Linked DNA regions of Homo sapiens: region 2 is linked to region 1. Evidence: read pairs that join two places in POLR2A ChIA-PET (ENCODE). Cell type or tissue: PC-3. All regions are shown on one strand. Links, peaks and the distances in the headings refer to the core of each region. The heading gives the core; the rest is flanking DNA.

The links. Peaks named below come from ENCODE experiments on the same cell type or tissue, not always from the same donor. Only the 100,000 strongest peaks of a DNase experiment are listed, where the experiment ranks them.
Region 2: POLR2A ChIA-PET joins it to region 1 with 6 read pairs; 3 of 35 experiments call an interaction of 5 or more read pairs at or near these places.

Annotation. Positions count from the first base shown.
Region 1 is chr14:74,565,925-74,568,424 of GRCh38, reverse strand. The region is part of intron 3 of LTBP2 (latent transforming growth factor beta binding protein 2); the gene reads left to right. Among named protein-coding and RNA genes, the nearest start is that of LTBP2, 45 kb to the left of the region's middle. In PC-3, for the core only: no CTCF peak of the experiment used is centred there; a DNase peak (open chromatin) is centred at 1,464; H3K27ac peaks cover 2,459 bases.
Region 2 is chr14:74,676,512-74,681,323 of GRCh38, reverse strand. It overlaps AREL1 (apoptosis resistant E3 ubiquitin protein ligase 1), which reads left to right. Exons shown (of 20, transcript NM_001039479.2): 6 at 4,572-4,741. Among named protein-coding and RNA genes, the nearest start is that of AREL1, 34 kb to the left of the region's middle. In PC-3, for the core only: no CTCF peak of the experiment used is centred there; no DNase peak of the experiment used is centred there.

The DNA of each region.
Region 1 (2,500 bases), core at 1-2,500:
CTCCCACCCTCTGGAAAGCATTCCCCAGTGATCCAGCCCCACGGCCGCGCTGGAACATGCTGGCTGGACAGCTTACCTGGCCATAAGACTCCTGGCTTCTGCCCCTCTCCTCCATCTCTGCTCTTGGATTGTTATGAAATGCTCGCATGCAGGGGGCTGGCCCGGGGCTGCTGTATATAGTGTACCTGCTGTGTCCTGCACAAGGGTGCCAGGCAGGAGATGAACCCTGGGGCCAAAATCTAGCCTGTGTTCTGCTCACCCAGCACCGGGACCACGCTACATCAGCCTGAAGGAAGTAGGGCAACTTCTGTAAACTGGCTGCCCAGAGAGGCCTCTTGTGATTTGTGCGAAGGCACCAGGTATGCTCGGCCTCTCCCTACCCCCTGCCCCCCAGTCTGGGTGGCAAGCTCTTGGTGGGAAAGATGCCCTTTGCATAATGCCTGATGGGACGGTGCACGTTGGCGGTGGTTGAACGACGAATTCATGAAATCCAGGTTCACCGTGTGCTGACAAGTCTTCCCGAGGGAACTCGGAGCCAGGGGCCTCAGACTGCCTGCGGGCCCTGGGTGGCTGAGGAATGGGGCCCAGCTAGGGCTGGGGAGATGGTTCCAGTGAGGCAGGAGGACTGGGAGAAGCCATGGAGAAGTCTGAAGTTGAGTGTGAGAAATATTTTCAGGGCAGCAGCTGTGTGCCCAGCGCTGTGACGACTCCATGGAAGATATGAAGAGGGTAAGGCCCAGTCCCTTCCCTCCTGGGGGTCTGTGTCCCCCGCCGAGCTGCAACCCTTTGGGTGGTCCAGCTGGGCCCAGAAGGAGACAGGGAAGCACTTAGAGGGGCTCTTTTTCCTGGTGGGAAGAAGAGGGCTATCGCCACAGCAGCTGGACACATGGGCAAGCTAGGGAGAAAATGAGGGGCATTTCCTGGAGCCCTGAGAACCTCTCAGGGCCACCCCCACCCCGCCTCTGCCCCTGAGGTGGCCCGGGTGTGAGCCCAGTGCCCAGGCAGCTCGCTCTGGCTCTCTTGCCTGGCTCTCTTACCCTGCCAGGAGGGAACAAAGGCCGCGCAGGATCTCGAGGGGCCAGGGCTTGGCAGCCCGGCAGCCTAAAGGCTGGCTGCTCGGTGGAAAAGTGTTCACAGTGGACCAACACATGAGGGGGCTGGAGGGTGGAGGGGAGAGATGTGGCTCCTAGGAGTCTCTGGACCCTTTAGAAACTGAGGCAGCACCTACTTCAGGGCTGCCCTTGAGGGGGGACCGGGCTGCAGGCAAGGGCTGGGTGCCCCTCCCTGACATTAACCCCGACACGCAGAGCTCATGCCTCCCTCCGTCTCCCTGCCTGAAACAGGAATGCTGTGTTCCCTTGAGCTGTCTGGGAAGCAGGGCAGGGTGTGGTCTGGACAGGAGAGACTGCCCCAGGGCTCTACCTCCTCCCCACCCACAGCCTGGCAGGGTCATCCCCTGGGGTCTGTGTGCTGGGGAATCCAGTCCTTTCAGACCTAGGTGTGGCCATAGGAAGAGCTAGAGGCCCAGAGCCTCAGAGCACTGGGGATGTGACTCATGGCAGCCAGGTGGGGTGAGTGGGGTGCCTGGAGCTGACTGATGAGGGCAAAGAGGTTGGGTGGGTGCGCCAAGCAGACACAGCAGCAGGAGTGATCTTGAGACTCCTTGGGGACACGGGGGAGAGGGCTGGCTCTCGACCCTTTAGGATAGGCACCAGGGAATGTTGATGATGCCCTATCAGCGTGCCAGGCAACAAGAAGGTACAGATTCCAATCCAGGCTCTGGGCCCGTTGAACATGCTGTCCCTACTCGTCTCCCTATCTTAGGTCCCCAGGGGTTTGGCAGCCAAGGGCCTGCCTGGCCAGACAGGAGGAGAAAGGAGCAGAGCTCTGCAAGGGCCTTCCTCTGCCTTGCCAGCACCCAGATCCTCAGGGGAGACCAAGCCATCAGGGAAACACAGGGCATGTTAAGCTGAAGTGAGCTGCCCCTGCAGCCGCAGGAAGGAGCAGCCTCTGCGCTTTGGCCGGCAGCAGAGAGAGTTCTGGGAACGCCTTCCTCTCTTGGAGCTTTCTCCTAGATCCTTCCTATTCCTCTGGCTGCTCCCTTCCAGATGCCTTCAGAGCCTCTCCCTCTGTCTGCCTCTTAAGCGTTGGTGTTCCCTAGGCCCCCTCTGCCCTTCTTTGTTCTCTTTCCTCTTACATTTCTCAAACTGTTTAGGTGTCAGAACACCTGGAAGTCATAAGGAGTACCACGAAATATCAATATACTTAATTTCATGATTAGAGCTGGGAACAGTTTTATTAGCAGAAACTATGACGATTGTCTATGTATGCATAAAAAAAATTAAAAAAAAAAACCCAGCTATAGGCACACGCACGTGTCCGTGAAAAGCGCAAACTGTGGGATGAAGTATGATAGGCTGTTGCCACATTTTTCCGTTAATATTAATTTACGGCTTGTTCGTTTGTTTAATCGTGTGCTAGCAGACAAGTGGTAGCAGGC
Region 2 (4,812 bases), core at 1,275-3,774, 110 kb before region 1:
AGTGTATCAGTAGTTGGTTCCTTTTTACTGCTGAGTAGTACAGGTTGAGTATTCTTCATCCAAAATGCTTGGGACCAGATGTGTGGTTTTGTGGTTTTTTTCTCTCCAAACGTGGTATAGGAATGTTTTGTTGTTTTTGAGACAGGGCCTTGCTCTGTCACCTAGGCTGGAATGCAGTGGCAGGATCATGGCTCACTGTAGCCTTGACCTGTTGGGCCCAAGCAATCCTTCCACCTCAGCCTCCCAAGTAGCTGGGACTACAAGTGTGCACCACCACGCTCGGTTAATTTTTTGATTTTTTGTTTTGTAGAGACAGTCTCATTATGTTAACCAAGCTGGTTTCTAACTCCTGGCCTCAAGCAATCCTCCTGCCTTGGCCTCCCAAGGTGCTGGGATTACAGGCATGAGCCACTATGTCTGCCTAGAAGTGTCTTGGATTTTGGATTTTTGGGGGTTTTGGAATATTGGCAATATACTTACTTACCACTTCAGCACCCTAGGCCAAAAATCTGAAACCCTAAATGCTTCAGTGAGCATTTCCTTTGAGTATCATGTAGGTACCCAAAATGTTTTGGATTTTGGAGCATTTTGGATTTCTGGTTTTTGGATTAGGGATTCTCTACGTATATTCTGTGGTCTGAATGTACCAGTTTGTTTAACTATTCATCTGTTAAAGGTCATCTGGGTTGTTTCCATTTGGGGGCTATGATGAATAAAGCTGCTATAAATATTCACTTACAGGTTTTTATGTGAACATAAATTTTCATTTCTCTAGTATGCAGTTGCTGAGATGTATTGGAGTTGTATGCTTAGTTTCTTTTAAATTGCCAAATTCTTTTCCAGAGTGGCTGTAGCATTTTACATTCCCACCAGCAATGTATGAATAATCCAGTTTCTTCACATCCTTGCTAACATTTAATGCTGTCATTATTTTTTATTTTAGCCATTGTGATAAGTGTGTAGTGGTATCTCATTGTGCTTTTAATTTGCATTTCTTAAATAGTTAATGCTATTGAACATCTTTTCATGTGCCTGTCTGTCATCTATGTATCCTTTGGTGAAATGTCTCTTCGTGTCTTTTGTCCATTTTCTTTTCTTTTCTTTTCTCTTTTCTTTTCTTTTCTTTCTTTCTTTTTTTCTTTTTTTTTTAGACATCCTTGCTCTTGCCCAGGCTGGTGTACAGTGGTGCTACCTTGACTCACTGCAACCAACCTCCTCTTCCCAGGTTCTGGCAATTCTCCTGTGTCAGCCTCCTGAGTAGCTGGGATTACAGGCAGGCACCACCACGCCTGGCTAATTTTTGTATATTTTGTAGAGACAGAGTTTTGCCATGTTGGCCAGGCAGGTCTCGAAATCCTGAGCTCAAGTGATCCACCCCCTTGGCCCCAAAAAGTGCTGGGATTACAGGCGTGAGCCACCACACCTGGCCCTTTTGCCCATTATCTAATGGGATTATTATTATTTATTTATTTATTTATTATTATTTTCTTTTTTTTGAGATGGAGTCTCGTTCTGACGCCCAAGCTAGAGTGCAATGGCACAATCTCAGCTCACTGCGACCTCCGCCTCCCATGTTCAAGCAATTCTCCTGCCTCAGCCTCCCAAGTAGCTGGGATTACAGGCATCTGCTATCATGCCTGGCTAGTTTTTTGTGTTTTTAGTAGAGATGGGGTTTTGCCCTGTTAGACAGGCTGGTCTCAAACTCCTGACCTCGGGTGATCCATCCACCTTGGCCTCCCAAAGTGCTAGGATTACAGGCATGAACCACCGTGCCCGGCCCATTTTGGCTTTTTACTGTTGACTTTTGAGAGTTCTGTATATATTCTATATGCTAGTCCTTTGTTAAACATATGGTCTGCAAATATTTTCTCCCCATCTGTAGCTTTTCTTTATTTCTTTTTGGAGACAGGGTATCACTCTGTCACCCATGATGGCGTGCAGTAGCATAGTCATGGCTCACTGCAGCCTTGACCTCTCCCGGCTTAGGTGATCTCCCATCTCAGCCTCCCAAGTTGCTGGGACTGTGGCATGTGCCACCACACCTGGCTAATTTTTATATTTTTTGTAGAGATGGGGCTTTGCCATGTTGCTCAGGCTGAGCTTTTCTTCTTATTCCCTTAACAGAGTTATTCACAGAGCACATGTTTTCAATTTTGATGAAATCCACTTTCTGAGGTGGGAGAATCACTTGAGCCCAGGAGTTCAAGACCGGCCTGGGCAACATAGTGAGACCTCATCTCTACAAAAAATTTATAAATTAGCTGGGTGTGGTGGCGTGCACCTTTAGTCCCAGCTACTGGGGAGTAGGGTGGAGAAGTGAGGTGGTAGGATAACAAGCCCAGGAGGTTGAGGCTGCAGTGAGCTGTGATCTTGCCACTACACTCCAGCCTGGGTGACAAAGTGAGACCCTGTCTCAAAAAAGAAAGAAAGAAATCCAGTGCATCCATTTTTTTCTTTTATGGTCAAACTGTTGGTGTCTAAGAAATCTTTGGTCTCAGATCCTGAAGATGTTCTCTTTTTTTCCCAAAAGTTTTTACAGTTTGAAAATGTGTATTTAGGGTCATGATCCATTTTTAGTTAATTTTAATAGATTTGGGTCAAGGTCCTCTTTTTTTTTTTTTTTTTTTTGCTTATACATGTCTTTACTCCAGCATCATTTGTTGGAAAGGTGATCTTTCATTTTCTATTACATTGCTTTTGTACCTTTATCAAAAAGCAGTTGGACATATTTGTGGGGGCTTATTTCATTAATCTGTGTACCTATCCCTCCTCCAGTACCACAGAATCTTGATTTCTGTAGCTCCCTCTTCTTTTCTTTTTTTTTTTTGAGGCAGGGTCTCACTCTGTCACCCAGGCTGAGTGCAGTGGTGCGATCATGATTCACTGCAGCCTTGGCCTCCTGGGTTCAAGTGATCCTCCTGCCTCAACCTCCCGAGTAGCTGGGACTACAGGCGTGCACCACCGTGCTTAGCTAATTTTTTATCTTTTTTGTAGGAATAGGGTCTCACTATGTTGCCCAGGGTGGTCTCGAACTCCTGGACTCAAGTAATCTTCCTGCTTTGGCCTTCCAAAGTGTTGGGATTACAGGCGTGAGCCAAGTCACACAGCCTGATTACTGTAGCTCTTATAATAAGTCTTGAAATTGGTAAGCTGACTCCACTTTATTCTTCTTTTTCAAAATTGTTTTAGTATTCTAGTTCCTTTGCCTTTCCATTTAAATTTTAGAATAATCTTAACTAAATCTATAAATAATCTTGCTGGAACTTTGATAAGAATTGTGTTAAACCTATATATCAATTTGGGGAAAATTGACATCTGTACTATGTTGGATCTTCCATAAACATGTCTCCATTTGTTTAGTTGTTTGTTGGTTTTTTTGTTTTATTTCTTCCAAGTTTTTTTCATTTTACTTAGGGTTTGCAGTGGTTAAGAATTTGTAACAAAAATAATTCCCCAAATTCATTTAAATTTCTCTATTTCTGTTTTTTCCTCTTTTTTTTTTTTTTAATAAAGAGACAGGGTTAGCTGGGCACCGTGGCTTACGCCTGTAATTCCAGCACTTTGGGAGGCCGAGGCGGGCAAATTACAAGGTGGGGAGTTTGAGACCAGCCTGGCCAATATGGTGAAACGCTGTCTCTACTAAAAATACAAAAATTAGCTGGGTGTAGTGGCGGGTGCCTGTAGTCCCAGCTACTCAGCTGAGGCAGGAGAATCGCTTGAACCCGACAGGCAGAGGTTGCAGTGAGCCGAGATCGTGCCACTGCATTCCAGCTTGGGTGACAGAGCGTGACTCTGTCTCAAAAAAAAAAAAAAAAAAAAAAAAGGAGAGAGACAGGGTCTCCCTTTGTCACACAGGCTAGAATGCAATGGTGTGGTCATAGCTCACTGTAGCCTTTACCTCCTGGGCAAAAGTGATCCTCTTGCCTTAGCTTCCTGAGTAGCTGGGACACAGGCATGAACCACCATGCCTGGCTAATTTTTATTTTTTGTAGAGATGGTCTTGCTATGTTGCTCAAGCTGGTCTTGAACTTCTTAAGGGATCCTTAAGGGATTCTCTGGCCTTGGCCTCCCAAAGTGCTGGGATTACACGTGTGAGCCACCGCACCTGGCCTCTCTTCCTCTTGATAGTGTTATTTATCCCTAGGAATTGGGAGGAAACCTAGCTTTCTAGGACCCACTGAGCAGATCTTTGTGCCCTGAAGAGCACCTTTAAATGTTAGATTCCAGCCGGGCGTGGTGGCTCACGCCTGTAATCCCAGCACTTTGGGAGGCCAAGGCGGGCGGATCAGGAGGTCAGGAGATCGAGACTATCCTGGCTAACACAGTGAAACCCCGTCTCCACTAAAAATACAAAAAAAAATTCTCTGGGCATGGTGGCGGGCACCTATAGTCCCAGCTACTCGGGAGGCTGAGGCAGGAGAATGGCATGAGCCCGGAAGGCAGAGCTTGCAGTGAGCCGAGATTGCGCCACTGCACTCCAGCCTGGGCGAAAGAGCGAGACTCCATCTCAAAAAAAATAAAAATAAAAAAATAAAATAAATAAATGTTAGATTCCATTGTCTTTGTTCCAGGAATGGTGGTTCCTTCTAAGACCAAAATTGTGTGCCACTTTTCTACTCTTGTATTGACCTGTGGGCAGCCGCACACCCTTCAAATAGTACCCCGAGATGAGTATGATAATCCCACCAACAATTCCATGTCCTTGAGAGATGAGCACAATTACACCTTGTCCATTCATGAGGTAAGCAGTCTCCCTTCTTTATCTGTGTGCTAGAGAGAGCTGGCTCCTTTCTCTGTTATTCTCACACCTAA